2 separate regions of the Homo sapiens genome follow, and region 1 is linked to region 2. Evidence: chromatin loops called from intact Hi-C (ENCODE). Cell type or tissue: heart left ventricle. All regions are shown on one strand. Region 1 has its middle 200 kb from the start of CTBP2. Region 2 has its middle 14 kb from the start of CTBP2.

Evidence for each region. Peaks named below come from ENCODE experiments on the same cell type or tissue, not always from the same donor. Only the 100,000 strongest peaks of a DNase experiment are listed, where the experiment ranks them.
Region 1: it touches region 2 in a loop (3-fold over the local background); 7 of 110 quality-filtered maps call a loop at or near these places.

Annotation. Positions count from the first base shown.
Region 1 is chr10:125,362,175-125,367,174 of GRCh38, forward strand. No RefSeq gene overlaps it. Among named protein-coding and RNA genes, the nearest start is that of CTBP2, 200 kb to the left of the region's middle. In heart left ventricle, no CTCF peak of the experiment used is centred here; no DNase peak of the experiment used is centred here.
Region 2 is chr10:125,172,435-125,177,434 of GRCh38, forward strand. No RefSeq gene overlaps it. Among named protein-coding and RNA genes, the nearest start is that of CTBP2, 14 kb to the left of the region's middle. In heart left ventricle, no CTCF peak of the experiment used is centred here; no DNase peak of the experiment used is centred here; H3K27ac peaks cover 187 bases.

The DNA of each region.
Region 1 (5,000 bases), 190 kb after region 2:
GTTTTGTTACTCCGTGCTCACACCTTACAGATCATTTCTTTGTGAAACGATCCTCAGATGACATAATTAAAATCTGTTCTCTGTCTCCTGCCACACTCCCGACTGATTTGAGGGAGGTGTTTAATTGTTGTTCCAGGCAGGCTTCAAGGCAAGATCAGAAATTGTGTCTTTGTGTCTGTGGGAGACAGGGATTGTGGAGGGATCCTCTGGGTCTCCCTGGATGGAATGGGACGGAACCAAATGCTGAAGGTGGAGGAGAGGACCCCAGGGGTGAGAAGCAGAGGAAAGAGAATAAGGTCCTCCAGGGTCCTCCAGCGTGGGTCTCAATCACAAGTGACGCTGAGGGAAAGCCATCTCATTCTCCTGAGCTCTCTGTGTATATTAACCAGCTAATAGTAAAGTTGTTTGACAATAGGTTCTTCTACCCCATTGAGAACACTGTATTTCTTTGGTTATTTTGTTTTGTTTTGTTTTTTCTCAAAAAGACAAAAATAATTGAAAAACAAATGTTCAATCGGAGACATGTTTACATTTGTTCAGTGAAATATTATCTAGTTATTGAAAATGATAACTATAAAGATAATGGTGGACATGGAAAATATCTTAATAGATCTATATGTTAAAAAATGAATACAAATGGTCTGTATGCTATGATAACAGCTATGCAAAAGTAAATGCACGCTGATAAGAACTAGAAAGGAATATGTAAAAAAAAATTCAGGATTAATGATGTTTGTATTAGTTAAGATAATGCCGGTAGTTGTAAAAGAAAAATTCTGAAATCCCAGTAGCTTAACACACTAGAAGTAAAGTTTTGCTCAGGACAAGTCCAGTACCAATATAATGGACCTAGGCTCCTTCCAGCTCATGGCTATGCCTCCTCCAGGGCCTCACAATCCCCTTCATTCAGTGGGTGGATAAAGAGCTATGCCCTAGCCCTCTTGGGCCCGAAGGTGTCCATCTTTATTTTCACTCACATTTGATTGGTCTAAATGAGTCACATGGCCCCATGATAGGATCAGAGGCTTGCACGCATTGGAAATCTATTTTTTCTTTTGTACTTTTTGATATTGAGTCTATAGTGACTTTCTTGTCTGAACTAAAAACATTTACTACAACAATAAACACCCCAGTATTTCCTCTTTCTGGAAGGTGCTGTACCCTCCTCCCTACTCTGTCAGGTAGACTACTTAAAATTCTCTCTTTCAAGGTTCTCTTTAAGTTCCTTCTGCTCCATAAATCCCAACCTGCCTACTGCAGCCTCAAGAGCAGAGCTCTCACTGTTGATATCTGGACCATGAATCATACTTTCCTCTTAAAGGCACCATAGGATGGTTGAGGTGGAGGTGATATCAGCAAAAAAGGTGGAGCAGGGACCTCCAAAAATCATCTCCTCTATAGAAACAATGAGATCATCGGCAAAAATGGTCAGAGTCAACGTTTGCTGAAGTTAACCAAAGGCTTGCAGCAATCTGGGGAGCATTTATTCAAGAAAAACGACTGTATCTTTGTATGAAATGCAAGCTTTATGGCAATCTAATTGGCCTTATTACTATTGCCCACTCCTGAGCTCCGTAGTAGTAACCTTGAAAACCAATAGTCTGCAATCATGGTGAAAACCAGTGGCCTGGCAGACCCTGGAAAGGGAAGAACAGAGCTGAAGCTCCTTCAAAGCCTCATTTCCAGAGAATTGCCACTATCTGACTTGTCTAGTGGTTTCTGGAAGACCCCCACACAAGGCTGTCTTTATTTGATCTGACTGGTAGCTCATCCAGTGTGAACAGCTTTTTTTCCCCAGGGACAGTTGTCTAAAACAATTAGGCAATTGTTTAACATTACAGCTTCCCAAGATGGTAGATAACAGTTTGGGGAAACAGTACACAAACCTAAAAGCTTAAAAGGAAAAGCTAGGAAATGAAATGTCCACAGGGGTCTTTGAAAGGCTTTGATATAGTCTTGGGAATCTAGAAGGCCAGGCACATGTTTAGGACTGTGCACATGCCCAAGGGCTATGCCCCTGCTCAGGAAGGCCCTGAGAAGGCCCTGTGCTCTCCACTTTGGATAATTTTGAGACTCTGCATAAGCAGGAAGTGAAGGCCAAGATTGATTTTTAAACGGCCTGGCTAAGTGTTGAAGTAATACCCCCAACATGCACACAAAACTCCTCAGCAAAGACTAGGAAACCTATTGGTAATAGGCATTTAAGGAAATTTCTGCCCAATCACTGGCTGACAACTGAGCTAACTGAACAAACACTTCAATGGCTACACACAACAAAGAATAAGACTTTATAGAAGTAGTTCAGAAAAGTCACCAAGAAAACAACCACAGCAACAACAAACCCTGCAGAGAGGGAATAATTTGATTTCCAGAGTTGCCACATTATATTATTTTAAATATCCAGTTTTCAGCAGCAGCAACAACAAAAAACACAAGACTTGCAAATAAACAAGAAAGCATTGTTGATACACAGTGGGAAAGAAAACCCAGTCAATAGAAATTATCCCCAAGGAACTCCAGACATTGGTTTACTTATTTAAAATATTCAAATAGCTAAAGGAAACCATTTATAAAAAATTAAAATATTAGAATGATGTTTCACCAAAAATAGAATATCAAAAGAGATAGAAATTATGAGAAAGGACCAAATAGAAAATCTCAAATTGAAAAGTACAATTACTGAAATAAAAAATTTATCAGAGAGGCTTAACAACAGATTTGAGCATGTCAGTAAGATAATTTTCCAGTCCAAGGATAAAGAGAGAGAGGAAAAAACAACAACAACAAAGAAGTGAACAGCCTTGAGATCTGTGGGATTCCATGAAGCATACCAACATACGCATACTGTGAATGCCAGAAGGAGAGGAGAGAGAGGATGGGGCAAGAAAATATTTAAAAAAGTAATCACCCCAAACTTTCCTAATTTGATGAAAAACATCACTGTATATATTCAAAAAGCTCAACAAACATCAAATAAACTGAAAGGAGATTCACACCTAAATATATCATACCCAAACTGTTAAAAGCCAAAGACATAGAGGAAATCTTAAAAGCAGCCAGGAAGAGGCTACTCATCACATACACAGGATTCTCAACAAGATTTATCAGAAACTATGGGAGCCAGGAGTCAGTGAGTGACATATTCAAAATGCTGAAAGAAAAGACTGTCAAACAAGAATTATATCCAGCAAAATTATCCTTCAAAATGAAGAAGATGTCAAAATATTTCCAGATAAACAAAAATAGGGAGATTTTGTTCTTAGCAGATCTGGCTGAGGAAAAATACTAAAGGGAGTCCTTAAGGTTGAAATGAAAGAACATTAGATAAGAAAGAAGAAATAAAGAGCACCAGTAAAGGTAACTACATAGGTAAATACAAAAGGCAATATTAATGTATTTTTGTTTGTAATTCTTCCTTTCTTCATGCTTATAAATTTGTGTTAACTGACATAAGGTGTATAAAAATGTAATTTGTATGCCAATAACAGCACAAAGAATGGGAGGAGAAAATAATGCTATATAAGAGCATAGTTTTTAGATAATATTTAACTTAAGTTGGTTTAGGATGTTAATGGTAATCCCTAAGGCAAGTACTAAGAAAATAACTTTAAGAAATGGGGGCAAGGCCAGGCATGGTGGCTCATGCCTATAATCCTAGCACCTTGGGAGGCTGAGGCGGGCAGATCACCTGAGGTCAGAAGTTCGAGACCAGCCTGGCCAACATGGTGAAACCCTATCTCTACTAAAAATAGAAATTAGCTGGGCATGGTGGTGCATGCCTGTAATCCCAGCTACTCGGGAGGCTGAGGCAGGAGAATTGCTTGAACCTGGAAGACGGAGGTTGCAGTGAGCCAAGATCATGCCATTGCACTCTAGCCTGGGTGACAGAGCAAGACTCTGTCTCAAAAAAAAATAAAAATAAAAAAAAGGAGGGGCAAAAGAAATGATAATAAAATTAAAATAACATATGAGAAAATAATTACCACAAAAAAGCAGTAATGGAGGAATACAGAAATACAAAAAGGCATAAGACATATAAAGTAAATAGAAAAATGGCAGACAAAAATCTTATCAGTAATTATATTAAATGGAATGGATTAAACACTCCAACTAAAGGACAAATATTGGCAGATGGGTAAAAAATGATTCAACTATATGCTGTCTACAAGAGGTACCTTTTAGATTCAAAGACACAAATAGGTTGAAAGTGAAGGGATACGAAAAGATATACCAGGCAAACAGTAATCAGAAAAGAGCTAGAGTGATTAAACTAATATCAGACAAAATAGACTTTAAGAAAAAAATCTTTACTAGAGACAAAGGAAGACATTTTATAGTGATTAAAGAGTCAACATATCAAGAAGATTTAACAATGATAAACACATGTGCACCTAACATAGGGTTTTAAAGTGCATGACACAAAAACTGACAGAATTGAAGGCAGAAATAGACAATTCAGCAATAATAGTTGTAGACTTCAATACCTTAATTTCAATAATAGATAGACAACCAGGAAGAAGGTAAACAAGGAAACAGAAGATATGTGCAATGCTATTAACTAAGTAGGCCTAAAAGTAATCTATAGCACACTCTGCCCAACAGCAGAATACATATTCTTTTTAAGTGCGAATGGAACATTCTTCAGGATAGACCATATGTTAAGCCATAAAACAAATCCAAATTCACTCACAAGTGTTGATATCATACAAAGTATGTTCTCCAACCAAATGGAATGAAATTAGAAATCAGTAACAGAAGGAAATTTGGGAAAATTACTAATTTGAGGAAATTAACACACTCCTAAATAACCAATGAATCAAAGCAGAAATCACAAGGGAAATTAGAACATCCTTTGAATCAATGAAAATGAAAACACAACACACCAAAACTCATGAGATGTAGCGAAAACAGTGATTGGAGGGAAATTTATAGTTCTAAATAGCCATGTTTTAAAAAGCAAGATCTGAGTTGAAAAACTTAACTTCTGTCTTAAGAAACTA
Region 2 (5,000 bases):
TATTTTTAGTAGAGATGGGGTTTCACCACATTGACCAGGCTGGTCTCAAACTCCCGACCTCAGGTAATCTGCCTGCCTTGGCCTCCCAAAGTGCTAGGATTACAGGTGGGAGTCACCTCATCCGGCCTAATGATTCCTTTTTTTTTTTTTTTTTTTTTTGAGATGGACTCTCACTCTGTCACCCTGGCTGTAGTGCAATGGCATAATCTCGGGTCACCGCAACCTCTGCCTCCTGGGTTCGAGCAATTCTCCTACCTCGCCTCCTGAGTAGCTGCAAATACAGGTGTATGCCACCACACCTGGCTAATTTTTGTACTTTTAATAGACACAGGGTTTCACCACGTTGGCCAGGCTGGTCTCGAACTCCTGACGTCAGGTGATCCGCCCGCTCCAGCCTCCCAAAGTACTGGGATTACAGGCGTGAGCCACTGCATCCGGCCATGATACCCATTTTACAGACTGAGAAACTAAGGCATAGGGTGATTGAGTCCATTCCAATAGGTCACAGGGAATTAACAGTTACAGCAGGGGTCTGACCCCAGGACTGAGCCATCTTCCTGTGCATTCAGTGATTTTGCCATATCGAGAATCAAGATAATTTTTTTTTTCCCAGGCTGGAGTGCAGTGTTGCAATCTCGGCTCACTGCAACCTCTGCCTCCCGGGTTCAAGTGATTCTCCTGCCTCAGCCTCCTGAGTAGCTGGGATTACAGGTGCCCGCCACCACACCCGGCTAACTTTTTTATTTTAGTAGAAATGGGGTTTCACCATGTTGGCCAGACTGGTCTCGAACTCCTGACCTCAGGTGATCCACCCGCCTTGACCTCCCAAAGTGCTGGGATTACATGCCTGGCAATATTTTTTTTTTTTGAGATGGAGTCTCTCTCTGTCTCCCAGGCTGGAGTGCAGTGGCGTGATCTCAGCTTACTGCACCCTCTGCCTCCTGGGTTCCAGCAATTCTCCTGCTTCAGCCTCCTGAGTAGCTGGGACTACAGGTGCCTGCCACCACACCCGGCTAATTTTTGTATTTTTTAGTAGAGACAGGGTTTCACCGTATTGACCAGGCTAGTCTCAAACTCTTGACCTTGTGATCTGCCTGCCTCGGCCTCCCAAAGTGCTGGGATTACAGGTGTGAGCCACAGTGCTCGGCATTATTATTATTATTTTTTAAGAGGCAAGGTCTTGCTCTGTTGCCCAGGCTCTGTTACCTCAAACTTCTGGACACAAGAGATCATCTGCCTCAGCCTCCCAAGTCGATGGGACTACAGGTGTGTGCCACCACTTCTGACTAATTAAAAAAAGAATTTTTTTGGCCGGTCATTGTGGCTCATGCCTGTAATCCCAGTACTTTGGGAGGCCGAGGTGGAGGGATTGCTTGAGCCCAGGAGTTCAAGACCAGCCTGGGCAACATAGAAAGACCTCATCTCTATATTTTAAAAAACATAAGCAAAAACAAACTAAAACTAAAAAAAAAATTTTTTTAAGGGAGTCAAGGTCTTGCTATGTTGACCAGGTTGGCCTTGAACTCCTGGGCTCAAGCAAGCCTCCCAGTTTAGCTTCCCAAAGTGCTGGGGTTATAGGCGTGAGCCATTGTGCTCGGCCTCAAGAGAACTTTTAAAGACAGCAGCAATCCACCAGGTGAGTATAGGGAGGGAAGCTTTATAAATCCTGAGCTGGCAGAGAATAGCAGCCAATTCTTTAACCAATTTCCTTTTGCTGTCCCACAGCATGACTGAAACAAGTTCCACATAGAGCATGCCTCCTCCTTCAGCAGCGGGTCTCCTCCTGAGCTTCCTTTTACCTAATGGACACCACGGATCTGCTTCCAAGCAGATTTCCCTCTCTGTGCTAATTGGTAGGAAGCACATACCCCAAATCTGAACTCACTCTAGCAGCTGCAGAATACCTTATAGAACACATTTTACATGCTGTCACTAATCCCCGGCTTCACTGCATTTACACATTCTTATTTTCCGTTTACTCTGACGTGCCAGACGTCTTCATTTGTCCTCCAGATCTACCCTACGTCGTTTCCCACTCTACTCTCTGTCCTGGAAGGCTGAACTGTGTAGACAACACCAACCGCTCACCCACTGGCTTTCAGTTGGGTCTGGACAATGGGGAACCACAGTGGATTAGAAAGAAGGAGGAAGCGGAGGTCAGTGTTTTGATTTCCCTGTCTCCCCGCCTTCTCTCCCTCCTCCCACCATCCCCACCAGGTTGCCTGGGGCTGCCTGTGTCTTTCCACCAAAGGTCATGCTACCCCCTGTCCATGCTTTTTTTTATGAAAAAGGATATTGAGACCAGCCTGGCCAACATGGCAAAACCCCCTCTCTACTAAAAATACAAAAATTAGCCGGCCACAGTGGTGGGTGCCTGTTAATCACAGCTATTTGGGAGGCTGAGGTGGAGAATTGCTTGAACCCAGGAGGTGGAGGTTGCAATGAGCCAAGATAGTACCACTGCACTCCAGCCTGGGTTATAGGGTGAGACCTTGTCTCAAAACAAAAAAAACAAAAACAAAACAAAACAAAACAACAACAAGAGCCTGTTGCCCAGGCTGGAATACAGTGGCAATATTCACAGGTGCAATCATAGCTCACTCTAGCCTCAAATTCCTGGACTCAAGCAGTCCTCCTGCCTCAGCCTCCTGAGTAGCTGGGATGACAGGAACATGCCACAACGCTGGGCTGTGGTTCACATACATTTTCATGATGAGCGAGGGCAGAAATAATTACATGATTGGTTTGCTGATAACATGACATTTGGGCTGTGGCTCTTTCTTATGGCTCTTGCCTTTTACCAAGTCGTTAGATGGTTTTAAGAATCCCAGGGGATCTTGCCGGCTCCAAACCTGCTGCTTCTGGAAACACCTGTCAGGGAAGTCTGGTCCTCAGCTACACTTTGAAAGTGGCTGCATTCACTTCATCCATGAAGTGAACATGGAGGAAATGCCTAGTGAATTGCTGGACTGAAAAGCGGTCATAACTTTTCAGCTCACATGAACACACACTTGGGAAATGTGTGAAACCCTAATTTTAAAAAGAGGCTCCTTGGGAGAAACATTAGTAGCTGACACAGAGCCATTTTCTGGCTTTCACCTTGTCACCACTGGTGGCTGGGAACAGACTGTCCAGCCTCTGCCTACTCATGAGGATTCTCAAAAGAGTTTTCAATATATTCCATTTGTTAACAAGGAATCGCGCTACTAAAAAAAAAAAAAGAATAACATTTGCAAATAACCTCCTATTACTTAAGGCTTTGATTTTTACTGTATTATGGAAGAATTGGCAAGAACAGCAGCGTAAGACAATGGACCCCATAGTAGAGACCCATGAATAACAAGGCAAGGTTTTCTTAAGCCTGTCACTCAAACCCAAGGGCTTCTTTCTGGAGCAATCTTTGATGTGAATGCCCAAAATGCCCCAAATTCAACGGCCGTTTAAATCTTAATGATAAAACTCAGGAGCAATACAAGTGTTTAAAACAGGAAAGGGATACTGAAAGCTCTCCAAAACAAAGACTAGGATTCCAGTGTCGCTGGTCATAGAAGAAAATTGAGGTCAGCAACGTCCGGCTCAGAGACATTTTATCTTCAAAGATAGTGTCCAGCTGCTACTGTTACAAGGCAAATGTGAACAGCTTGCTTAATATTTCATCGACATTATTTGCAGAAAGTTAAAAACTTGACAGACACACGATGTTGACTAGAAGCAAGGAGAATCGTCCTCACATTCTTGGTGGGAATTTCAACTGGCCCAATATTTCTGGAGGAAGGTTTGGCAATATGTGTTAAAAGTCTCAAAAATGGCCAAGGACTATCTGAAAAGATGCTCAACATCACTGACGATTAGAGAAATGGAAATTAAATCACAATGAGATATCGCATCACACCCATTAGCATGGCTGCTGTCAAAAGAACAGAAAACAAGTATTGCTGAGGAATGCAGAGAAATTGGAGCCCTTATGCACCGTTGGTGAGAATGTAAGATGGCGCAGTTGCTATGGAACCAGTATGGAGGTTCCTCAAAAAATTAAAAATAGAACTACCTTATGATCCGGCAATCCTGCTTCTGGGCGTATATCTACAATAATTCAAAGCAGACTCTCAAAGAGATATTTGCACATCCATGTTCACTGCAGCATTATGCACAATAGCCAAGAGGTGGAAACAACCTTAATGTCCATTGACAAATGAATAAAGAAAACGTGGTATATACATACAATGGAATAGTATGCAGCTTTAAAAAAGAAGGAAATTGTATCATTTGCAACAACATGGATGGACCTGGAAGACATTATGCTAAGTGAAATAAGTCAGCCACAGAAGGACAAATACTGCATGATTCCACTTACATAAGGTATCTAAAATAGTTGAACTGATATAAGCAGCAAATAGAATGGTAATTGCAAGGAGATGGGGTAGGGAGAAACGAGCTGTTCAATGGGTATAAAGTTACAGTTATACAAGGCGAATAGGTTCTAGAGACCTGCTGTACAACATAGCACTCATATTTTTATAATTAACAATACATGCACTTACAAATTTGCTAAGGGGGGAAAGATCTCATGTTAAGTATTCTTATCACCAAAACCAACCAAACAAAAAACACCAAAAAACAAAACAAAAAAAAGGATGAGATTTTTGGAGATGATGGATATGTTTATTACCTTGATTGTGGTGAAAGTATCACGGGTGTATGTGTATGTCCAGACTCACCCAATTGTGTACATTAAGTACCGCGCAGTTGTTCTCTATATCAATTATTTGTCAATACACCTGTTAAAAAAGAATATTTAATGGCATTGTAATATGGTCATGACATACTATTATGTTAAAAAGACACTTTAGGCCGGGCGTGGTGGTTCACGCCTATAATCCCAGCACTTTGGGAGGCCAAGGCGGGCGGATCACGAGGACAGGAGATCGAGACCATTCTGGCCAACATAGTGAAACTCCGTCTCTACTAAAAATACAAAAATTAGCTGGGTGTGGTGGTGC